Regions from separate parts of the Homo sapiens genome. Here region 1 is linked to region 2. A link is a loop called in an ENCODE intact Hi-C map of the cell type or tissue named here. Cell type or tissue: mammary epithelial cell. All regions are shown on one strand. Links, peaks and the distances in the headings refer to the core of each region. The heading gives the core; the rest is flanking DNA. Region 1 overlaps RAP1GAP2 (RAP1 GTPase activating protein 2). Region 2 overlaps RAP1GAP2 (RAP1 GTPase activating protein 2).

Region 1 (12,324 bases), core at 3,433-11,432, 100 kb after region 2:
GGCAGGGAGGGCACAGGGTGGTGATGAGATGGAGAGAAGGGGTCCTGGACTCGGGTGCAACAAGAGGGAAGGAACAGGTGGCTGCCTGTCTGCAGGAGAAGCTGTGCCTGTGTGTAGAGCTGCTGTGGACCAGGGGGAGGCAGGGAGGGCACAGGGTGGTGAGATGGAGAGAGGGGGTCCTGGACTCACACGAGTGCCATCTTTTCCCGTCGCTTCTTCTGCTTTGCCGCCTGGGCAGTGGGCTGGCACCCGAACCGGCAAGTAGGGGCATTGGGAAAGATCCCTCAAGATTTCCCAAGCCTAAATTACTCCTTGTGGTTCTTGTTCACGTCTGCCCCTGCTACCTGGGACCTCCTCCAGCATCCTCCTCCCCAAAGACTTCTCTGCCTTTCTGAAGGAAGACCAGGCTGTTTCTGTATCGGGAGGTGGTGGGGACAGGGGTGGAACTTGGGGCCCAGACGGAGTTCCTCAGCTGAGTGCTGGCTCTGCGTGGTTATCTATTGACTGGCTGTGAACGCAGAGTCCACGGGGAAATGCTGGCCGCCCCTCTGATTTGGGTGGCAAGAGCTGCTGCTGCTAATACATTAGACAGCTGCATGGACGCTGCTATTGATGAGGAGACCCAATTACATGCCTCTGTGAAAATCCAGCGGCTGGCTTCCTGGTGGATGGAGACCCCTTCCGGAGGCTGTCCCGGGCAGGACGTTAGTCTCTGGGGCAATGCCAGTGAGTCAGTGAGCATTAACTGAGCACCTGCTGTGTGCCCTGAGCATTAACCGAGTGCCTGCTCTATGCCCTGAGCATTAACTGAGTGCCTGTTGTGTGCCCTGAGCATTAACTGAGTGCCTGCTGTATGCCCTGAGCATTAACTGAGTGCCTGCTGTATGCCCTGAGCATTAACTGAGTGCCTGCTGTGTGCCCTGAGCATTAACTCAGTGCCTGCTGTATGCCCTGAGCATTAACTCAGTGCCTGCTGTGTGCCCTGAGCATTAACTGAGTGCCTTCTGTGTGCCCTGAGCGTTAACTGAGTGCCTGCTATGTGCCCTTGGCTGTATGCAGCCATCTCAGGGTGTGTGGATGAGGGTGTGTCCGAAAGGCTGAGCTGCTGTTCCCGGCTGGCCTGAGTCACGCTGCTTCTGGGTGGAAAAGGAGACTCACTCCCTGCCAACTGTCCCATTGGAAAGTGCAGCAAGTCGCTGAGAAGTGGGGCCGGCCCAGCCAAGGCCATGCTGCCACTGGCTGATTTCTGCTGCTGGGCACTGTCCATGCAGGGATCATCCACCCAGCACGTTGCTCATGGCTGAGGCTGAATCATAGCCCTTCTCACCAACTGTGCCAGCCCCAGGCCATGGGGCATCTTCATTCAGACCCATTTCTTTTCTTCTTCTTCTTCTTCTTCTTTTTTTTTTGAGATGGAGTCTTGCTCTGTTGCCCAGGCTGGAGTGCAGTGGCACAATCTTGCCTCACTGCAACCTCCACCTCCCAGGTTCAAGTGATTCTCCTGCCTCAGCCTCCCAAGTAGCTGAGATCACAGGCCTGTGCCACCATGCCTGGCTAAGTTTTGTATTTTTAATAGAGACAGTTTCACCATGTTGGCCAGGCTGGTCTCAAACTCCTGGCCTTAGGTGATCTGCCCACCTCGGCCTCCCAAAATGTTGGGATTACAGGTGTGAGCCAATGCGCCCAGCCAGACTCATTTCTAACAGTCTTCTAAAGACACTGTCTCTGGGAAGACCAATGAAATCGAGAAAAAGTATCTTGAAGCTGCTAGCCCACCTCCAACAGGACAAAGCATGCTTCCAGAGGGAGCTTTCCCATAGCTCCTTCTAGGAGCTGCTATTTACTGGGCATTCACTGCAGACCAGACCCTGGCTGGGCACTTCTTACGCCTGTTCTCACCTCATCTGCCTAAGAGCGCTGAAGTCAGGAACTATTTGCTTCAATTTTTTTTTTTTTTTTTTTTTTTGAGACAGAGTCTTGCTCTGTCACCCAGGCTGAAGGGCAATGGTGTGATCTCAGCTCACTGCAACCTCTGCCTCCAAGGCTCAAGCAATTCTCCTGCCTCAGCCTCCCAAATAGCTGGGATTACAGGTGCCCGCCACCATGCCCAGCTAATTTTTGTATTTTTAGTAGAGATGGGGTTTCATCATGTTGGCCAGGCTGGTCTTGAACTCCTGACCTCAAGTGATCCACCCACCTCAGCCTCCCTAAGTGCTGGGATTATAGGCGTGAGCCACCGCGCCCGGCCTGCTTCAATTTTCAGGTGAGGAACTTAAAAGAGGAATGAAGAGAGGTTAACATGCCTCATGCAACACAGCTGGGCAGTAGCAGGTTGCCCACTCCCCAGACCTGGGCTTCGACCACCGGGCTCTGCTGCCTCCTGTGTGTTTCTGCTGCACCTAAACCTAAATCACTCTGCATGACCTTGCAGCCGAAGCCTGAGTTCTGGGGTTCAGCATCTCTCAGGCCCAGGCCCCAGCTTTGCTCTCCCATCTGATCTTCAGGATGTCTGACCCAGAGGCCTCCAGCCAGCCGGGCTGATCCACTAACGCTTCACTGACTGTGTGCCGAGCTGCTTCTCTTTTCTGTCTTTGCCCATTCAGTTCCTGCTGCCCGAGTGCCACAGTCTCCTCACCCCTCTCTATCCAGTGATTTCTCTTGATCCTTTAAGGTCTGTCTGGGATCTTGTGTCTTGCAAAAAGCCTTCGTTGACATTTTGGTTTTAAGATGTGTCCATGAATTCTTTGATGCTTCTCTCTTCAAGAGGTCGAACTTGTTGTGTGCGGTGGCTCACACCTGTAATCCCAGCACTTTGGGAGGCTGAGGCGGGAGGATCGCTTGAGCTCAGGAGTTCAAAACCAGCCTGGGCAACATGATGAAACCCTGTTTCTACTAAAAATACAAAAATTGGCTGGGTGTGGTGGCAGTGCTTGTAGTCCCTGCTACTTGGGAGGCTGGGGTGGGAGGATCGCTTGAGGCCAGGAGATCGAGACTGCAGTGAGCTGTGATCATGCCACTGCACTTCAGCCTGGGTGACAGAATGAGACCCTGTCTCAAAAACAAACGAAAATAAAAAGACGTGAAACCTAGGCTGGGCGCAGTGGCTCACGCCTGTAATCCCAGCACTTGGGGAGGCCGAGGCAGGCGGATCATTTGAGGTCAGGAGTTCAAGACCAGCCTGGCCAACATGGTAAAACCCTGTCTCTACTAAAAATACAAAGATTAACTGGGTTTGGTGGTGGGCGCCTGTAGTCCCAGGTACTTGGGAGGCTGAGGCAGGAGAATCGCTTGAACCCAGGAGGCGGAGGTTGCAGTGAGCCAAGATTGCGCCACTGCACTCCAGCCTGGGCGATAGAGTGAGACTGTGTCTCAGAAAAAATAAAATAAAATAAAATAAATACTGAAAAGCACAAAGGGAAAAATCATCTGTACCTTCAGCCTCATTTTGTTGTGTATCCTTTGGGATATTTTTCTCCGTGGGGGTGATGCATGCCCTCAGATGCAGTCCTGTGTCTCTCTATACAAACACATTCTTTATGTTTCATGGAAACAATGGGATCATCTTGTTCAAAACTCTATTTTTCTCACTTAGCAATGCACTGTGAATCTTTGCAGTAGCATCATGAGCACAGACCTCCTCTTGTCGTTTATTGTATGAGTGTACCCCTGTGCCTTATTTACTTTTCCTTTCACGGTTGGGTACTTCCCCCATTGCTTAGACTTTTTGGCCCTTAAACAGTGCTGGGACAAACATCCTTGTACATGTGTTCTTGTGGCATGGCCCGGATATTGTTCTAGGGTAAATTCCTTAGAGTGGGTTTCCTGGACCAAAGGACGTGGATATTTTAAACGGTTTGGATACATGGTGCCTTTCGGAAAGCTGTATCAGGTGTGCACTCAGCAGAGTTCCTGCAGCCCGGGGCCTGCAGACTGGACACAGTGGCTGTACTGTTTCTCATTCCTGCCAGCTATATGTTCCTGCCACATATCCTTGCCAACACTGGTTGATCTGATAGTGAAAGATGTTATCTTACTGTGATCTTAATTTCTTTCATAACTAGAGAGGTTGGGTTTGTTTCCATGTGTTCATTGGTTATTTTATGTGTGTCCTTTAATCATTTGTTCATGTCCTTTGCACATTTTTCTGTTTTTTTTTTCTTTTGAGACAGTCTCACTTTGTCGCTCAGGCTGGAGTGCAGTGGTGGGATCTCAGCTCACTGCAGCCTCCACCTCTTGGGTTCAAGTGATTCTCATGCCTCAGCCTTCCGAGTAGCTGGGATTACAGGTGTGCGCCACCACACCCAGCTAATTTTTGTTATTTTTAGTAGAGACAGGGTTTCACTATGTTGGCCAGGCTGGTCTCGAACTCCTGGGCTCATGTGGTCTGCCCGCCTCAGCCTCCTAAAGTGCTGGGATTACAGGTGTGAGCCACCACTGCACCAGACCCCTCATTTATTGATATAATGGCTTTTGGATAGTTTGAGGTATGGTCTTCCAGATCATTTTCTATGAATTTATATGCATACATTATATACAGTATCTTTTTTTTTTTAAGAGATGGAGCCTCACTGTGTCACCCAGGGTAGGGTACAGTGTCATGATCATAGCTCACTGCAGCCTTGAACTCCTGGGCTCTAGCAACCCTCCTTGCCTCAGCCTCCTGTGTAGCTAGGATTACAGGTGTGAACCACCGTGTCTGGCTGTTTTTATAAAATTGAGATTATATTCAATGTATTGTCTCTGATTTCCTCCACCCCTCAACTTAATATATCTTGGAGAGTGTCATATGTAAGCAACATGAATCTGTTGCTGTCTTTTTGAATGATTGTATAGTTTTTTTGAACAGCTTTATTGAGATATAATTTACGTATCATAAAGTCACCCATTTAAAGTGTACAATTTGGCCGGGTACGATGGCTCACGCTTGTCATCCCAGCACTTCGGGAGGCCAAGGTGGGCAGATCACCTGAGGTCAGGAGTTCAAGACCAGCCTGGCCAACATGGTGAAACCCTGTCTCTACCAAAAATACAAAAATTAGCTGGGCATGGGGGCGCATGCCTGTAATCCCAGCTACTCCGGAGGCTGAGGCAGGAGAATCGCTTGAACCCAGGAGGTGGAAGTTGCAGTGAGCTGACATCGCGCCATTGCACTCCAGCCTGGGTGAAAAGAGCGAAACTCCATTTCAAAAAATAAAAAATAAAATAAAGTGTACAATTCAGTGGTTTTTGGTGGTATTCACGGAGCTGTGTAACCACCATCATAATCAGTTTTAGAACCTTTTTATTGCTTTGAAACGAAATCCGTACCTTTTAGCTATCACCTTCCAATCCCCCATCCCCCTCAGCTTAAGCAAGCGCTCATCTTCTTTCTGTCTCTATGAGGTTGCATACTCTGGACATTTGATTAAAATGGAATTATGGTCCTTTATCTCTGACTTTTGTCTTTTTTAAATTTTTTTTGAGATGGAGTCTCACTTTGTCATCCAGGCTGGAGTGCAGTAGCGCGATCTTGGCTCACTGCAGGCTCCGCCTCCCGGGTTCACGCCATTCTCCTGCCTCAGCCTCCTGAGTAGCTGGGATTACAGGCGCCCGCCACCATGCCCAGCTAATTTTTTGTATTTTTAGTAGAGACGGGGTTTCACCGTGTTAGCCAGGATGGTCTCGATCTCCTGACCTCGTGATCCGCCCGCCTCGGCCTCCCAAAGTGCTGGGATTACAGGCTTGAGCCACCACGCCTGGCCTTATGTAAGAGTTTTTGTGTGGACGTGTATTTTCCATTCTCTTGTGTAGGTGTCTAGGAGTGGCACTGCTGGGTCATGCGGGTACAGAGGCAGGTTCTTAACTGCTTTTCTATACCTCCTCCTGTAGTGAGGGAATTTGTCATCCATTTGGTTCACATATCAGTACTTATTTATTTATTTATTTATTTATTTATTTTACTTATTTACTGAGAGGCAGTCTTGCTCTGTTGCCCAGGCTGGAGTGCAATGGTGCGATCTCTGCTCACTGCAACCTCTGCCTCCCAGGTTCAAGCGATTCTCCTGCCTCAGCCTCCCAAGTAGCTCAGATTACAGGTACCCGCCGCCAAGCCCAGCTAATTTTTGTATTTTTAGTAGAGACGGGGTTTCACCATGTTGGCTAGGCTGGTCTTGAACTCCTGACCTCGTGATCCGCCTGCCTCAGCCTCTCAGAGTGCTGGGATTACAGGTGTGAGCCACCGTACCCGGCCCTATCTCTACCTTTTTTCATTTGGTGTAATGCACTCAAGGGTCAGCAGTGTTGTGGCAGGTATCAGTATATGTTATTTTTATTGGCTGAATATTATTCCATCGTATGGATACAGCACATTTTGTTTATTCGTCAGTTGATGGACATTTGGGTTGTACCCACCGTTTGGCAAGAGTGAATACTGCAGTAGTGAATGTTTGTGTACAAGTATTTGCTTGAGTACCTGCTTTCAATTCTTTTGTGTATATTCCTGGGGGTCGAATTGCTGAGTTGTGTGGTCATAATTCCGTGTTGAACATTTCCGGGAATTGCCAAATGATTTTCCACAATGGCTGTACTGTTTGACATTCCTACCAGCAATAGATGAGGGATCTGATTTCTCCACAGCCTTGCTCACGCCTGTGATAGTCTGTGTTTTGATCGTGGCTATGTTAGTGGTATGAGTGGTGTCTCATTGTGGTTTTGATTTGCATTTCCTGATGACTAATGGCTTGAGTGTCTTTTCATGTACTTATTGTTCCTTTGTATGTCTTCTTTGGGTATATGTGTATTTAGATCCTTTGCCCGTTTTTAAATTGAGCTGTCTTTTTCTGACTGAGTTGTAAGAGTTTGTTTTTGTAGAGACACGTCCTTTATCAGATATACAATTTGCAAATATTTCCTAGCATTCTGCGGGCTTTCTTTTGACTTTCTTGAGAGTAAGTATGAGGAATTCGTATTAACTTTTCTTTAAACGTTTGGTAGAATTTACAAATGAAGCCACCTGGGTCTGGGCTTTCCTTCGTGCGTCGTTTTTTTGATCATTAATTTGATCTTTTTATTTGTTATATGTCTTTAGATTTTCTATTTCTTACTGAGTCAGTTGTGATAGGTTATGTTTTTCAGGGAATTTGTTCATTTTATCGAAGTTATCTAATTTATTGACCTATAGTTTATAGTACTTGTATTTTATTCTGTGAGTGTAGCTTCTTTTAACCAATTTTCTGCAGACTTTTAAGTTGTTTTTATTTTTTTACTGTTAGAAACGATGCTGCAGTGAACATTTGAGCCTGTCTGTCTTTGTGCACATTGCAAGTGTGTTAGAGGATGGATTGTTAGACGTGGAATCGCGTGTCAGAGGTCCGTGTATTTAACATGTTGATTGCTTCTGTTGCATTATCCTCCTCCTGTTCATCTTTCTATCCGTATTGATTGGTATAAGCTCTTTACGTCTGCTAATCCTGGTCTCCTAAGCCTGGAGATGGTAAGAATGCCCCGCGTGGGTGGTGCATGTGCACCTGAGCAAGTTGGAAGAGGAGGTTTGGCATCTGGATGTTTGGCGGCTCACTTCTGGTCAAGGGAGTTGGGCGCGGGTGCCCTAAGCCCACCCCTGTACATTCACACGTGGGGTTTCTAGATGCCAGATCCTGAACTGCTGGTAGGTCGGAGCTTTTTGCCTCTGACACGCTGGCTTTGGCCTGACAGAGGTTGTCTGGAGTCAACAGCAGGGCTGGGTCTCTCCAGGGACTTCACCAGGCTCCTTCCCAGGGCGGGTCTGGGAATTCTGGGAGCAGTGGGAGCTCCAGGCAGTTCTGGCCCATGGGTGCCTGCAGAGGTAGGAAGAGTGCTTGGAGGCCCCACCTCTGCCTGAAGAAGAACCGAGGACACTGTTCCTCATCCCTGCTTTCTTTTCTCTCGTCTTCACTGGGGACTGTCTGTTCTGGGCACTCATGACCTCCCGGCTTCGCGGTGCCCAGATGTGGGCAGTGACATTAGTCTGAGGAGGAGTAGCTGTTTTCAGGGGATAGGAAGTGGGGTGGCCTCTGTGTGTTTTGTTGGGGTAGAGTTGCCAGCCCCTCACGCTTCCATTCCGCTTCCCTTTTCTCCTTTTTGTTTTTCCTGGATACACAAGGGTGGCACCAAAGTAGGTCAAAGGTTTGGACAAGTGCAATTGGGATTTTAAAAATAACCCATCTAGGCTGGGCGTGGTAGCTCACGCCTGTAATCCCAGCACTTTGGGAGGCCAAGGCGGGAGGATCACAAGGTCAGGAGTTCGAGACCATCCTGGCCAACATAGTGAAACCCCGTCTCTACTAAAAATACAAAAAATTAGCCGGGCACGATGGCGGGCGCCTGTAGTTCCAGCTACTCGGGAGGCTGAGGCAGGAGAATGGCGTGAACCCGGGAGGCGGAGGTTGCAGTGAGCCGAGATTGCGCCACTGCACTCCAGCCTGGGTGACAGAGCGAGACTCTGTCTCAAAAAAAAAAAAAAAGAAAAAAAAAATCCCTCTAGGCCCCTGGAGGCCTCGGTTCAATGGTGTTCAGGCTTTGCTTCACCAGCTTTAGGGTGCCAGAGTGGTGCCTTGTGGGCAGGGGACCGGGCAGGCAGAGGCAGAGGTGGCATAGCGGGCCCTCCCCCTCCTTCCCTGGCTGCTGTGGCCACAGCGACCCTGCTTTCACCGGTTGGTTTTCTGTATCAGGGTGTGGAACGCCGCTTGTGTTGGACACCTTGGCCCCACTGTTGGGTTGAAAACATCCTAAATATGGCTCCTGCCGGAGGCTGAATGCCGAGGACGATAGGCGTTTGCAGAATTTGGCTCTTCCCAGGGGCCGGCAGGCCCCTTTCCTTGACAGAGGCTGAGTGTCTGCTCCCCCAGCACCATTCATTTGCCAGCCCAGGTGTGCCTTAGCCTCTCTCCTGTTGTATGGGGTGTTTGGCCCTCTAGCCCTGCAAAGGCAAAATCAAATTATCTTCTCTGTTGATCCAAATGAATTTTGTCCCTGGGGAAGCCCCAGGCTCAGCTTCCTGATAGTTGGTGAGGAAGAGGCTTTTGCTGTGGACCTCCCGGCTGATCCCTGTCTTTCTGTCCCCCTGCTTTTGTCTTTCAGTCGTCGGAGTTCTTTGAGATGCTGGAGAAAATGCAGGTGAGTACGTACCCCCACCGTGGCGGGGAAGAAGCCCAGCCCCAGATGTGGGTGGCATAGGGACCAGGCAGAACCCACGGGCAGAAGCCGGGTGCCCTGGACGGGGGTGCAGAGAAGAGACAATTGCATCCCCTTGGCCCAGACAACCTGAGGCCATTTTGCTGTTGAGGGGTACGGAGCACTTTGGGAAGACTCCTGCGGAGGGACAGGGAGGATAAAAGCAGAACTTCCCCAGCAGGGCAGCTGGGGAGGCCATAAGCCCTGTGGATGTGGAGGAGGGTTTGAAGGGTCCATTGTTCCTAGCACGAGCTGGAAAGAAGGCCTGAAAGAACTAGCTGCTTCTTGGAGGAGTCATCTTGCATAGGGAGGCAGAGGGGTGGGGTGGGAGGCTGGCTTGTGTTCAAGTCCTGCACCAGACACTTACTAGCACCAGTTCCTTTCCTGTGCTAAGCCTCCATAAATAAATAAGAATGAATGCACCCACTTACATGGTGGTTGGGGTGAAATGAGATAATCGGTGTAAATACTTGGTAGACACTACATAAAAGTTGGTGTGTGATGTGGGTTTGGGGGTTCTTCGTTGTTCCTCACCAGGGTCAGGGCTCCCAGGTAAGAGCTGCTGCCCTGGGGAGTATGTGCAGAGGCCCGGCAGGGTTCATTGACGTGGGCGGGAAGACTGGGAAGACAATGCTGATAATACACCTGTAGCTCAAGCACTTCACTGGGCTCAGAGATTGACAGGCGTCATTTCTTCCTGCTAAGGCCTTCAGAAGTAGGCATATTATTATTATTATTATCCCCATAGGACAGGTGAGAAAATCGAGGCACAGAACAATTAAAGGCAGCACTCAAAGGGTGCGTGGCTCATAAGTAGCTTCAGAGCCAGAGAGTCCAGCCATTATGTCATGATGCTTTTTACCATAAGTAGGTGCTCCAGGCTCAAGGGAGGAAGATTCTGCAATAATGGTCTGGAAGTCCTAGGAGGAGGGGCAAATACAGCACCCACGGCAGTCCTGAGATGTGGGCCAAGCAGCCAGGTGTCCCTGAGGGTGGGGAGGGAGGGGAGACGCTGTTTGAAGGGAAAGTATTGTTACTGCCGTGTCACCGAGAGCCAGTTATTAAAATTGTCCTCTGCGCCCAGCAGCGTGTAGATGACAGACTCATCTTCTACGCATTTAGGGAACTTATCATCAGCTTGCGGAAACCAGGCTGGCATGTGCCTCACAGTGAGGGGTGGGAGATGGTATATAATCAAGTGCTCCATTGCTTGGAGCAAAGCTGGGATTTTCGCCTCTAGTCAGTGGGATCCTGGCACTCTGGGAAGCTGGCAGGGGGTTTGCAGCCCACCCAGCCTTCTCTCCGGTTGCTCCTCAGATCCTCTCTTCCTTCTCCCCCAGCTGGAGTCCCCTTCCCACAACTTTGCCCCACACAGGGTCTCTCTGAGCACAGCATTCAGCCCCAGTTAACCAGCCTCAGAGTGTTGTGTTGTGTAGAGGCTGCAGGGCTTGTCTGTTCATGTAGATCGGGTGCTTTCTAGGGTAGGGGTCTTGTTTTATTCTCCCTCTGTCTGTGCAATGGCTGATCCCCCTGGGTAGCGTGCCTGTTCCCTTTCAGTTGAGACTGTTGAAGCCAAATTTCTGGGTGTTTAAGTCCCTACCATGTGCCCCCTGGGCCCAGCCTCAGAGGGTTCACTCTTAGTAAGAAGCTCACGTATGGGGCACTGCTGGCCATGGAGTGCCCGCGTGGGCCTTGAGCCTGGGCTCCATCTCTCTTCATCTTGCACGTGTGGAAACTGAAGCTCAGAGCAGTGAAGCGCCCGGGTCACTTAGCTAGTTGTGAAGAGCTGAAACTGGAATCCGGGATTCCCGATACCTAGCCCAAGAGTCTGGGAACTGGGAGAAGGCAGAAGCTTTGGATTCCTTCAGTCCTGGGTTCAGGTTCTAACCCTGACGCTTTCTAGCTGAGTATCTTCAGTCAAGTCGGTTTCCCCTTCTGAGCCTTAATTTCTTCACTGAGGGGAGAAGGGGAAATAAAGATAATACCCATTGTGGCCAGTTGCGGTGTCTCACACCTGTCATCCCAGCACTTGGGAGGTCGAGGCAGGTGGATCGCCTGAGGTCAGGAGTTCGAGACCAGCCTGGCCAACCTGGTGAAACCCTGTCTCTACTAAAAATAGAAAAATTAGCTGGGTGTGGTGGCACACGCCTGTAATCCCAGCTACTTGGGAGGCTGAGGCAGGGGAATCTCTTGAACCCGGGAGGTGGAGGCTGCAGTGAGCCGAGATTGCGCCACTGCATTCAGCCTGGATGGCAGAGCAAGACTCCATCTCAAAAAAAAAAAAAAAAAACAACAAAAAAAGACAATACCTCTAGCAAAATAGCACATGGAGGAGAGAGGGCCCCGTGCTGGGCAGTGGCTCTGCGGTAGGTTATTAGGGGAGGGAGTGGCGTGGGGAGGGGATGGGAGGAAGTTTGCTCTCCTGCCCTCGGGGCTGTTCCCAGACAGGGATGACTAATGCAGGCCAAACAAAACAGACTCCTGCCCTCACTGCCCCCACCCGCCATCTGCCCAGTTTGCCAGCTGGGACAGGGTCTGTAGGGCCACCCAGGTGGCTTTGTGTGTGTGTGAGGGGAGCGCCTGTTCAGTGGGAACGGCCCTCCCACGCCCTCCTGAACAATGCTGCAAGGCGACTCAGCCCAGGGAAGTCCGCAGAGGCTGCATGTCAATCCACCCAGTTAACAGGAGCCCTGCTGTCCACAGAGTGTGGGGTACGTCACGCGCTTGGTGAGCCGGTGACCCGGCTTCAAATCTAGGCCCTGCCACTCACTGGCTGTGTGACCTTAGGCAAGCAGCCTCCTTCTGGGGCCCCAGTGTCCTCGCTGGTGGAAAGTGCTGTGAGTTTCAAAGGAGGCCACAGAGAGAGCTAGCTTGGGAAGGTCAAAATCCCTGTGCATTAGTGTTGTGACCAGGCAGACGCTGCTTCTGGACTCCTTCTGCTTCAGAGGGGACCTGTTTCTTCTAGTTTGTGTACCGTCTCATACTGTCACCCGATTTTCTCAGATAGTCTTGGAAACACCACGTGTTCCCCTCCTGCACAACACGGTTAAGTCAGAACTCAGTGATAGAACTGCTGGACCAGGGCCAGGCGCAGTGGCTCACGCCTGTAATCCCAGCACTTTGGGAGGCTGAGGC
Region 2 (12,324 bases), core at 3,089-11,088:
ATCTCGGCTCACTGCAACCTCCGCCTCCCAGGTTCAAGTGATTCTCCTGCCTTAGCCTCCCGAGTAGCTGGGATTACAGGCATGAGCCACCATGCCTGGCCAACTTTGGCTATTTTGAATAAAATGGTGATGAACATTGTCATGCAAGTCTTTGTGTAGAGCATGCATGTTCACTGAATCCTTGCAGTAGCTAATAGGTTGGCACTGTTGTTATTCCCATTTTACAGATGAAGACACTGAGGCACAGAGGGGGTGAATTCCTAGTCCAAGGCCGCATGCATAGTAAAAGCTGGGGGTAGGATTCTAACCCAGGTTCGTCTGACTGCAGCATATGTATTTTTATTCCCTCACTGTAGTGTCTTTGCACCACAGCTGTTTGGGGCCATTAAGCCTAGGGACAAGTGGGCATCTCCTCTCAATGGCCTGTCAATTCCTAACTGCATTTTAGCTCACAATAGTAGTTGATAATAATGGTAGTGTTGATAATAATGGATTTGAGTCACCACAAAAAGATTCCATCAAACCTGCCTTTATTTTTATCTGTTTATTTTTGAGACGGAGTCTTGCTCTGTCGCCCAGGTTGGAGTGCAGTGGCGCGATCTCGGCTCACTGCAACCTCCACCTCCCTGGTTCACGCGATTCTCCTGCCTCAGCCTCCCGAGTAGCTGGGATTACAGGCGCCCGCCACGTTGCCTGGCTAATTTTTGTATTTTGAGTAGAGACGGGGTTTCACCATGTTGGCCAGACTGGTCTCGAACTCCTGACCTCGTGATCCACCCGCCTCAGCCTCCCAAAGTGCTGGGATTGCAGGTGTGAGCCACCGCGCCCGGCATCAAACCTGTCTTTAAAGGACAACAGCATTTGGAGGCGTTTGAGAGAAATCTCTAGCTAGGGTCATTACAGTAACTAACAGCAAGCAAGGAAGCAAACAAAAAGTCTTGCTACCCAAAGCCCTAGTCGCCTGGAAATCTCACATAGTTGTAATTCGTCATCTCCCAGAGAAGCCAGGCACAGAAGGCGTTACTGGATATATAAAATAGTATATAAATAATACATGTATAAGAAACCACTCTGTTCTCTGTAGAGCCAAACAGAATAGGGTTTTGGAGAGTCTGCTGGTTCTCGCTTTGAAAGATGTTGCTAAGCAATGTTGCTAATATTATGGAAAGACAGCTTCCCTCCCGGCTTTTCCACTCAGCCTCAGAAACTCTGGAAGAGGTGGAAGTGGCTTCAGGAGTAGCAGCAGCTGGGGAGGTTTGGTAATCAGTGAGGCGGGGGCCGGGGGACCTTGGGTTGGAGAGGGACTGTGCTGTAGGCCACCCAGCCCTCAGCCTCATCCGCTCCTGATTCTCTGTACTGACTCCTGGGCGGCCTCTATGCAAAATAACACCTCTTCCTGTTCGTCAGAAATTTCACACACAGAAGGATCCTTTTGAATTTTTTCACTGTGGGAAAAATTACTGTAGTCATGCAGCTTAGCAAAAATTCAAAAATCCATAAATGAACTTCAAAAAAGGAAGTATTTTAAATAACTTCAGTAACCCAAGTGATATATGAAGAACTTCTTTATTCCTCCCTCTACCCACTCTCCATAATCCCTGAACAGGAAGTCGGCAGGGTTCTGATTGACATCACGTACTGCAGGCCCCACCTTCATGGCTCTGGGTACCAGAGCGCAGGGTGCCCGCCACTGAGTGGGATCTGTGGGTTTCCTCAGCGTGGTTTCCTTTCCTTGGAGCTTGGAAATGCCACACAAGTCACAGAGATCCGTTTCCAAAACCTGAGCCAGTTTAGATCCTCTGCTTAATATGACGTCTGTGGCCCCAGGAAAGTTGGGCTGAGCTGAGGTTTCCCAGGCTTGTCTTTGAGGCCTCCGAGTCCTGGCCTGCGTTTATCACGGAACGACCCTATTGTGGTGGGATGGACCTCTTGGGGGCTGGTCATGGGTTCTGTGAGGGGATTTTAGAAGCTGGGAGGAGAGTCAGTATGTTGGCAGAGAGTTTTCCTGCATCTCTCTCTTTTCCTTCTTTTTTTTTTTTTAATTAGTTATTTATTTATGAGATAGAGTCTTGCTCTGTTCCCCAGGCTGGAGTGCAGTGGCACGATCTCAGCTCACTACAACCTCCGCCTCTGGGCTCCAGCAATTCTCCTTCCTCAGCCTCCCGAGTAACTGGTATTCCAAGCGCCCGCCACCACGCCTGGATGATTTTCGTATTTTTAGTAGAGACGGGGTTTCACCATGTTGGCCAGGCTGGTCTCGAACTCCTGGCCTCAAGTGATTCGCCTGCCACGGCCTTCCAAAGTGTTGGGATTACAGGCGTGAGCCACCGCACCCGGCCCAGCTCTCACTTTTCAAAAATAGAAACTGCTTCCCGACCTCAGATGACTTCAATCTTTCCCTTCCCCCGACGCCTTCCTGCCTCCCTCTTCCCCCTCCTCTGTCTTCCTCCTAAGGGGGCATCCCAGAGACGCAACTGTGCTGTGGCCCAGCAGGGGGCGCTGATGTACCTGCCAAGAGTGGAGGTGTCTTAGCACAGGTGTGAGCGTTCAGCTGTGTGCGAGCGGGCTTCAGAGTGATATCCCAGAGCAGGTGTGTGTATGTGTGTACCCTCAAAGGCAGAAGAGAGCGGGGGTGCTGGACCGTCCTGTCCAAGGCTCTGTTTATAACCCTTGCGTTGTCCCAAAGGTTGTGTGGTCCATGGAATAGCTGGGACCCTGCCCGTGGAGGGGAGGGGCAAGGCGTTTGAAGACATCTGGTTTTCATCAAAGGCCCCACCCTCCTTGCTCCATGGCCCCCCTCGCCCCCACCCACCCCCAATCCCAGCCCAGAACGGTGGCAGTCATTCTGCCCAGCAGTGGGGCGCTGGGAGTTGGTGGCTGGGTGGGGCGACGAGGTGGCGTCTGCTGCAGGCTGGCTCTCTGACGAGGGGCACGGGGATTGGGGCTGATTCCCGCTTTCTCATGGATATGTCTCCTGGAGCCGGTTCCCAGGCACAGAAGGCCCTTTTCTTCAGGGCCAGGCATGCGTGTCTGTCTGCCTCAACCCACTGGCCCCTCAGGAACGGGCTGTGCAGCTGTCTGCGCTCTGTTCATGATTAACTTCGCTGTCTCCCGCCCCAGGCCTGATTCCCACCCAGGCCCCCTCAGCCTTTGGAGTTCCCCTGGACTGGAAGAGAGACCTGGGCTGGCAGCTGCCGGGCACTTTGTTCTCTGGGACTGTGAGCTTTGGAGGCTGGAACAGGCCATGGAGGTCCTGAGAGCTGGGACGCCGTGGGGCATAAGTTGGGTGAGGTGAGACCTGCAGGAAGACCCCTTCTCTGCCGTCAGAGACTTCTGCCGTCCTCATTTCCTGCGGTCTGCATGTATCCAGCTTTCTCAGCCCACCCCAAAGTGCCTCATGAATGTGGCCTTGGAGCAGAGTAATGTGAAAATTCTTCCCTGTCCGTTCTCTTTCGAACTGTGATTTCTTCAAGAACAGTGCCTTGGTTTGGCGCAGGTGTGTCACTAACACCTAACACTGCCTGCTTTTTTTTTTTTTTTTTTTGAGATGGAGTCTCGCTCTGTTGCCCAGGCTGGAGTGCAGTGGTGTGATCTCGGTTCACTGCAACCTCTGCCTCCCGGGTTCATGCCATTCCCCTGCCTCAGCCTCCCGAGTAGCTGGGATTACAGGCACCCGCCACCACGCCCGGCTAATTTTTTGTATTTTTAGTAGAGACGGGGTTTCACCATGTTAGCCAGGATGGTCTCGATCTCCTGACCTCATGATCCGCCCGCCTCGGCCTCCCAAAGTGCTGGGATTACAGGCGTGAGCCACTGCGCCTGGCCCGCCTGCTTTTTTAAGGAAGGTACTTCAAGCTTAGAGCCTTTGTCAGGCAACAGTATTGAGGCAGAACTTAATAAATTTATGTTTGTTTTCATGGTAGGAAGGGCAAGTGATAATGGATTTTCATTTAGGGTTGCAATAACGTTTTCTTTTAAAATTAAGTAAAGGCAGCCGGGCGCTGTGGCTCATGCCTGTAATCCCAGCACTTTGGGAGGCCAAGATGGGCGGATCACGAGGTCAGGAGATCGAGACCATCCTGGCTAACACGGTGAAACCCCGTCTCTACTAAAAATACAAAAAAAACTAGCCGGGCATGGTGGCGGGCGCCTGTAATCCCAGCTACTCGGGAGGCTGAGGCAGGGGAATGGCATGAACCCGGTTGGCGGAAGTTGCAGTGAGCCAAGATCTTGCCACTGCACTCCAGCCTGAGGGATGGAGCAAGACTCCACCTCAAAAAAAAAAAAAAAAAAAAATTAAGTAAAGGCCAGGCGCGATGGCTCACACCTGTAATCCCAGAACTTGGGAGGCCAAGGCAGGCGGATCACCTGAGGTCAGGAGTTCGAGATCAGCCTGGCCAACATGGCGAAACCCCGTCTCTACTAAAAATACAAAATTAGCCCGATGTGGTGGCGAATGCCGGTAGTCCCAGCTACTCAGGAGGCTGAGCCAGGAGAATCGCTTGAACCCAGGAGGTGGAGGTTGCAGTGAGCCAAGACCGTGCCATTGCACTCCAGCCTGGGCGACGAGCAAAACAACGTCTCAAGAAAAAAAAAAAAAAAAGTGAAAAAGTAAGTTGATGTAATTAAAGCAAAATTATAAACAGCAGAGCAGCATGACACTAAGACAAAGAATTATGAAGGAGGTGGCGTGTGGCCCAATTGTGGGAAGCTTTGGCTGGGCTAACTGCACACACTGGCTGGAAATGGTCTTCTTTTGAGGTTTGGAGTGTGTTAACCCTGTTTGTTTCGGGCAGGGATGGTCTTCCATTTTTCTTTCTTGCCCTGGTCTCTTGCATAAAGCTGGACATACTGTACATGTTTAATAAATGCTGGTGGAATGGGTAAGCCTAGCATTGATGGTTGTTCCAGTCTCTGCTATTGATGGGTTTTCTTGTGCTTTGGGGTCCCCTCTGTGGGGTGTGGGTGTGATGGGCTGTGGGGGCTGGAGTGGGAGTTAAGAGGGGAAATTGCTGTTTATGCACCAAAGGTGGCGAGCTTGTAGGGCAGGGGCAGAAGGATGGGACCTCTCACTGCCAGGAAAATTCTACCTCTTAGAGACTCAGGAGTCAGGGGCTGAGAGGTTACGATTTTTTGGGGGACAGCCTTGTGTTTGCAGTGACACTGGGCTTGTAGAAGGACTTAGAGGGCTGGGAACCCCAGAATAAGAGAATGAATAATGGAACCTGCATGGTGGATTTTGTGCCTTCATCATCCCAATTCCCTGTTGTAGTTGTTTGGAGAGGTGGGGTCTCACTATGTTGCCCAGGCTGGTCTAGAACTCCTGGTCTCAACTCAAGTGATCCACCTGCCTGCCTCGGCCTTCCAAAGTGCTGGGATTACAGGTGTGAGCCACCCTGTTACCCACTGTGCACTTGACCTGAACTAGCTCCCACACTCTCACCTGCTGGGAAGGAGGATCAGGCCTTCCGTTGAGGTGCAGCCTTCTGTGTGTGGGTAAAATACACCCAACGCTAGGATAGACCTAAGCCAGCGCCCTCATCACCTTCCCTGCCATCTAACTGAAGCGGTCCATCAGCTAACCTGTGGGTCCTCGGGTGCTGTGTGCTATAGCGCGGTGGGAGAGAGGGGAAGAGAAGCTCTGGGTTGCATGCTGCTGGGAGCTCTTCCCTTTTCTCTACCAAGGACACTCATTTTATTCTTTTTCCAGACCAATTCTTAAGTCACTACTGGCATAGTACTTGCAGCCTGCCTAACCGCCAATCTCAGGAGTGGGGCCCGGGTCATTCAAATCTCTAGCTATAAAAAGATGTCCATGGCTATCTATATCTCTGATCCCCCACAACCCCGGCAGGGAGGGGGTGGGGGTGGGGGTGGGGGGCACAAGGCCAGTGGTAACGGCTGCTTCATAAATAGACCAGGTGCATTTAAGAACCACCCTGGGGCTTCCTCCCCTCCACCCCAACTCCAGTGCCAGCAGGAAGCTGTGGGCATTGGAGAGGCAGGGCTGAAGCCTCAGGCCCTCGAATTCGTTTGCAGTCCCTCTCCCCTCTCCACCCAGCATGGTCCCCTCCCTGCCTGGATTTTCTGTGTTTGCTTGAACACCAGACTATTAAAAACAAAACAAAAAACAAAACAACAACAAAAAACAAGGCAAATTGCCTCAGGGGGAACCTCTTCGGCCCCAAAGATGGACTAATTGGCTTGTTCTAATTCCTTTCAGCCCCCTGCCCACTTCCTTTTCCCTAGAGGGGCAAAGCTGTGAGTGATGCTTCGGAGGGGTGAGGCGGGAGGGGGCTGGGAGGCTGGGCAGCACCTGGAAGTGGATGAGGGCGATTGTGAGCGAGGCCCCGCGCCGATGGTAGGGACCAGGCCACAGCCCTTTCCCCAGGAGCCGGCGCGACCTTCCGACCTTCCGACCTTCCGCCCTTCCTTTCCGAAGGAGATGAGGCTCGCGCGCGGCTGGCAGGGGCGGGAGGGACCACGCGACGAGTGCGCAGCGGCCAGGCCCGGGTGGGCGCGGGGAGGGCGGAGTGGGGGGCGCCCGGCCCGCCAGGAGGAAGCGGGGTCGCCGTGAAGTTGGTTATTGAACCCATGTGGAGTCAAACTCCCAGGGCCGGGAGAGCCAGTGTTCGCGGGGAGCCGACCCCAGCCCACTCTGCATCCCAGCTCGGCGATCCTTGCGCCGACTCTGCGGGGAGGCGGGGGCAGAATTCCGCCTCGTTCCTCCCATCCGCAAGCTCCCACCCGGGGACCCGGGCCCGGGAGCTGCGAGCCGGGGCGGGCGCCGGGCTCAGGTGCCCCCTGTAAGCGCTGGGCGGCCGGGAGGGGACGGGGACCGCGCGCGGGCAGTTTCGTTTGGACGGAGGAGGACGCGCGTTTCCTCTTGGTGCCTGTTTTCTCTCCCTCTGTTTTAAAAGCAGTGACAGCATCGGGGAAGTATCCGGGGCCGGGCCGGGGAGGGCGGCAGCCGCCTCTGCCTGGGGAGGGAGCTCGGGGCCGCCGGCGGGAGTGCGGGCGGGGACCAGAAGGAGCGGGCGAGGGGAGGCAGGGCCGGGGCCGGGGAGGGCGCCTGGGAGCCGGGCAGGGGGGTCCCGGGAGCGCTGTCCGCCTCCTCCTGCGCTTCGCCCGCTCCCTGTGCCCCGCGTCCTCCACCATCCGGGCGGCCGAGGCCGGGGCGCGGGAGGCGGGGCCGGGGCGGGTCCCGGCGCGGGCGGCGCGTCTGAGCGGGAGCCGGGAGCCGCCGGCCCGGGCCGCGCCCCGAGCGAGCCTCGGAAATGCCCGCGCCGGGGGAGCGGACGGCGGCTGCCCCGCGGGCCCCGAGGAGACGCTGAAGGTCGCCGGGAGGGAGGGGAGAGCGCGCGGTCACCTGACCCCCGGGGCGCACCTAGGCGGGGCGGGGCCCATGCGAGGCGGAGGCCGGGGGCCGGGGCGCGGGCTCAGGGGCCGGGTGCGGAGCGCGCGGAGCCGGGGCTGCGGGGACGCGGGCGGGCGAGGTCGGGCACCGCGGGCGGCCTCGCCATGTCCCAGCCCGCGGGGAGGAGGCATTGCCGAAAGGCGGGGATCCGCGCCGCCGTGGTGCTCATCGGACTCCTGCACAAATCCCGGAGGCAGAATAAAGAGAAAAGGTAAACCCCTGCAGCGCCGGCCGCTTCCCTCCGCTCTCCTGCTGCATGCCAGTTTTCTTTGGGGTGGACTTTTCCGATGGGTGTTTGGTTCCGTGTTGGTTAGAAAAAAGCCTCCTCTCCAGGTACCGTCGTGCGAACCGAGTTCGGAGCTTCGCCCCGGACCCTGGCTGGTGCGAGGAGCCTGGGCAGGACCTTGGCGGAATCGGAGGGCCGCTGGGAGGGCGCATCGGGGTGGATCCCTGACGGAGGGACCCCAAGTCCGTCGCCCCCAGACCCTTTGCAGACCGCGACCCCGTTCCCCAAGCCTGCAGCCGCGGATGCCATTGATCCAGCCCAGGCGGCTCCATGCGCCGGTGTTGCCATTTGCTTCCTGCAACTTGGCTGAGCCCTCGAGGTGCCTGCCTGGCCGAGATCCGCTTGCTCTGCGCTCGGTGCCGGCAGGCGAGGAGCAAGTTTGGAGGTTGTTCGCTCCCCACCCACCCTCTCGCCCCACCGCCATAGGGTGACTTTGCCTCTTCGCCTTTCTGGCGTTTGTTCTTTCGTTTGCTCCTGGATATTGAAAATAGTTTTCTTTAGCTATTTCAGAGACATTTTGGACGACCTGTGTGGTGGGAGGTGTGGGGTTTGGAGTAGGCAAAGGAGGTTCTGAGGAAGCTTTCTAGGCTGCAACCGCAGCTGCAGGTCTGACATCCACCAGACCCCAAGGAGCTACCAGGCAGGTCGTTGGCACAAAGCCTCCCTGTTCTGCTAGGGTGCATGGCAGAGCCTCCAGCAATGGGGGGAGGGGAGTGCGGAAGCTGACTGCCCACAGAGATGTTGCCGGGATCAGGATTTGGGGTAGCTTCCAGTGACCCTGCTGGATCCTAGTTTCCAGAGGAGTTTTGGAATGGTTAATACCGCACCCTATAAGACACGGGCAGTGGAACCAGAGACACCTGGGGGTGACCAGCAGCCCCTGGATATGCCCACAGGTATGAACGTACCTGGGGTGGTGGTAGGCAGGGAATACGGGGGACTTTGAGAAGCTGGCATGGATTGCCCTTGTGGTGGGTTGTCCCCCATTCCTCTCGTCCCCCCTTCCTATAATGTGTGTAACAAGATGTTGCCCGCTGCACAGAATGAATTTCCCGTGAAAATGACATAAGGTGGTTCAGCATGAAATAACATTGAGTCACCTAGTGAGAAAGTTCTTCCCTTTTCAGTTCTCTGCGAATCCTTGTGATTTCTTTGAGGGGAAGTTTCAGGTGGATGCTAGTCTGCCTTTAACACATTTTAAACACTTGCTAATCTTCCTTTTGTAATTAAGAGAGAGCAGACCTCCGGCTCCCGGTCCTCTGAGTGGGGAACAGTTGCCTGGCTAGAACTTAGGTTGTTTTTGTTTTTGTTTCATTTATTTTTAGGATTCTCTCCTGGTTAATGGCCAGTGGTACTGATGTTTTTCCATTTGTGGTAGTGATATAAAACATCTCTTTAAACATATGAAGTCACAAGAATTAATCTATTTTATTTATTTATTTATTTATTTTTGAGGAGGAGTCTCACTCTGTTAGCCCAAGCTGGAGTACAGTGGCGCCATCTCGGCCCACTGCAACCTCCACCTCCTGGGCTCAAACAATTCTCGGGCCTCAGCCTCCGGAGTAGCTGGGACTACAAGTACCCACCACCACGCCCAGCTAATTTTTTGTATTTTAGTAGAGACGGGGGTTTCACCATGTTGCCCAGGGTGGTCTCAAACTCCTGAGCTCAGGCGATCCACCTGCCTCGGCCTCTCAAAGTGCTGGGATTACAGGCATGAGCCACCGTGCCCGGCTGAAGTGAATCTATTTAATAGAAATAGTAGTAATAATAATACAAGTGTTAACAAATATAGTGGAAATCCTGCAAGTGGTCTAGGAATGGCTGATGCCAGCGACATGTGTGTCTAGCAGAAGAAGCTGCCATGGGAACTCTGGAGTGCAATGTTCCAGGGCCTGAGTCCATCTTCCCCTGGACTTGGATTCCCTTCTGTTTTCTGCCCTTCAGCATTTTATCTGTAGAGTGGTGGTGAACAGGTCAACTCTGAGACAGCCTGGGCCTGCTTTGAGGGCTGGAATGGAAAATGGGCTTGATAGAAAGGCAGATGCGTGGGACCAATTCCTGATTCTGAGTATAGAATGGGTGGTGGTTGGGGGGTGGAGAGGAAAAGCCCCCTGCACAGAGAGCGAGAAGTTCTCTTCCTGGCTCATCTGTTGACTGTGGTGTGATGGTAGATTTCATCTCTGGGAACCTCGGTTTCTGCCTCACCACAAAGGGCTGTGAGGCTCAAGTCAGATCATGTGAGTGGAGACAGGACAGAAAGGTACAAAGTGCTGCATAAAGGTAACGGGGGTTTGATCGGAACTGTTCCCCCTCTTCTCTCCCTGAGCCTGTGCTCCTGGTGACCAAGGTCAGATGTCCGGTGGTGACAGCCCCACCAGTAGCAGTCAAGACCAGCCATGCATGGGCCAAGGGGGCAGCCAGGTGGGTTTGAGCCTGGGCAGAACTAGTCTGTGGGTGGTGGGGGCAGGTGCAGTGAGGCCCAGGGAAGGACCCGGATAGGGACAGGGAGGGATTGGCTGGGACCCGGGTACCCCAGGCCCATGGAGTCCTTTATTTCTTCCTGAGTGCACTGTGCTCTTAAGAGCCTGCAATGCAGGCAGACATTGGTGGCCTTCCTAGCCCCTGGCTTCATCCCGTTCTTCTGTCGCTCCAACCATCCTGGTGGCTTTGGCCATGGACTTAACCTACCCAAGGAGAAAGAGTGATTGATTTCATCATGGTGCTAAGTGACCTTTGCTTCCCTCTCTGTATCTGGAGTTTCTTTGTCTCTTTAAGCGTCTGAAATGAGTGCAGCAAGCACTATTGACCCTTGCTCTGCAGGTGCTGGTGGCCACGGGAGGCCTGGAGCAGGCTGCAGCTGCCAGCCTCTCTTAAGCATCCCCCATACTCCATGCTGGGCGTTACATTTGATGAGCTCTTCCTTCCACCACCTCTCATCACAAGGTGGGGTCAGGCTCAGGCCCCTTCTTCTCCTCCCAGAAGGCTTGATCCATCCATCGATCTTCCCAGCACCTGTAATTGACAGGCTTGTGCAGATAACACTGTTGGCTCTTAGCCTTAAGGGTTGAAATGGTTGTGTGTGGCTTGCAGGGACCACCCAGTGGTCTTTTTCATCCTCCTGCTCTCTCCAGGCCACTTGGAAATATTGCGTATTAGGGGACAGGGAGGTGTGCCAGCCAGGGTAGTCATGAGACAGATGTCCCATATAGTCCCAGAACTAGGAGACTCCCAGCTAGTCTTGGTAGTTCCCAAGAACTGTGCTCCAGGCTCCAACTTCAATTTCCGTTTTCGAGAAATGGGCGTGGTGATCATCATGTTGGACTTGACCGTGCTCTACGGGAGCTGTGGGGCAGCCTGGAGGTTATGCCTTTTTCTGCCCATCTTTCAGGGTTTCTGGCACATGGGATCCTGTAAAAGCAGTGGCGTGTCTGAGAGGGGATTGGGTTTGAGTATGGCTCCCAGGAGACACCTGGATGAAGCCTTCCTCAGAGACTGCGGTTTGGAAACCACTTTGATTTTCAGAGCCTGCTTCTTATGGATGTGGGTAGTGGGGAGCTTGGCTCCCTGAGGGGGAAAACAGGCAGCTTTGCTGGGAAGGACGGAGGCCGAGGAACACGATCAAAATATGTACGTTCTTGGCCGGGCGCGGCAGCTCACGCCTGTAATCCCAGCACTTTGGGAGGCCGAGGTGGGTGGACCACCTGAGGTCAGGAGTTGAAAACCACCCTGGCCAACATGGCAAAAACCCATCTCTACTAAAAATGCAAAAAGTAGCTGGGTGTGGTGGCGTGCACCTGTAATCCCAGCTATTCAGGAGGCTGAGGCAGGACAACTGCTTGAACCCGGGAGGCTGAGGTTGCAGTGAGCTGAGATTGTGCCACTGCACTCTAGCCTGGGCAACACAGCGAGACTCTGTCTCAAAAAAAAGGTACGTTCTGAAAGATGTGGATAAAGTCACTGTGGCCTTGGGTGTGACTTTCTGAACTGGAGAGAGGTCATTTAGCATAAATGAAAACAAGTCCACTTCTTATGGTGGGTAGTTATTTTGAGACAGCTCCCATCATGGAGTTTATGAGGAGGAAGATATGGATTCTCTCATCATTTAGCAAATTCTGGCAGGCTGTCAGGGGAGAGCTCGAATCTGATGAATGTGATCCCTTTGTTGTGGAGTATCATACCTGGTGGGTTATTCCTGGGTAGAAAAAGCCTATCGCAATTCTTGTTTAAAAAAATTTTGTTGTGAAAATTCTCAAGCATACACAAAAGTAGAGAGAATAGGGTAACATAATACCTACTTTCAGCCATTATCAACTTACGGCCCCAATCTTGTTTCATTTATGTACCAATGCACTCCTCCACAAGATTATTTTTTTGAAGTAAATCTCAGGTACTAGATCATTTCATTCTTAAATATTTCAATTTGTATCTTAAAGATAAGAATTCTTGGCCAGGCACGGTGGCTCACGCCTGTAATCTCAGCACGTTGGGAGGCCAAGGTGGGAGGATCACCACTGGAGCCCAGGAGTTCGAGACCAGCCTGGGCAATATAGTGAGACTCATCTCTACAAAAAAAATAAAAAAACATAGCTGAGCATGGTGGCATGTGCCTTTGGTCCCA

What was found. Hi-C counts contacts between places; a loop is a spot of excess contacts. Peaks named below come from ENCODE experiments on the same cell type or tissue, not always from the same donor. Only the 100,000 strongest peaks of a DNase experiment are listed, where the experiment ranks them.
Region 1: a loop joins it to region 2, with 6 times the contacts of the local background. A loop is called at or near these places in 4 of 110 quality-filtered maps.

What each region holds. Positions count from the first base shown.
Region 1 is chr17:2,948,663-2,960,986 of GRCh38, forward strand. It overlaps RAP1GAP2 (RAP1 GTPase activating protein 2), which reads left to right. Exons shown (of 25, transcript NM_015085.5): 4 at 9,097-9,132. Among named protein-coding and RNA genes, the nearest start is that of RAP1GAP2-AS1, 11 kb to the right of the region's middle. RefSeq lists enhancers at 7,804-8,432, 8,433-9,062, 11,451-11,992. In mammary epithelial cell, for the core only: no CTCF peak of the experiment used is centred there; a DNase peak (open chromatin) is centred at 6,629; H3K27ac peaks cover 1,760 bases.
Region 2 is chr17:2,846,475-2,858,798 of GRCh38, forward strand. All of the region lies in intron 2 of RAP1GAP2 (RAP1 GTPase activating protein 2), which reads left to right. Among named protein-coding and RNA genes, the nearest start is that of RAP1GAP2, 56 kb to the left of the region's middle. RefSeq lists enhancers at 1,269-1,860, 3,043-3,633, 9,658-10,180. In mammary epithelial cell, for the core only: no CTCF peak of the experiment used is centred there; a DNase peak (open chromatin) is centred at 6,947; H3K4me3 peaks cover 2,413 bases; H3K27ac peaks cover 2,059 bases; H3K27me3 peaks cover 120 bases.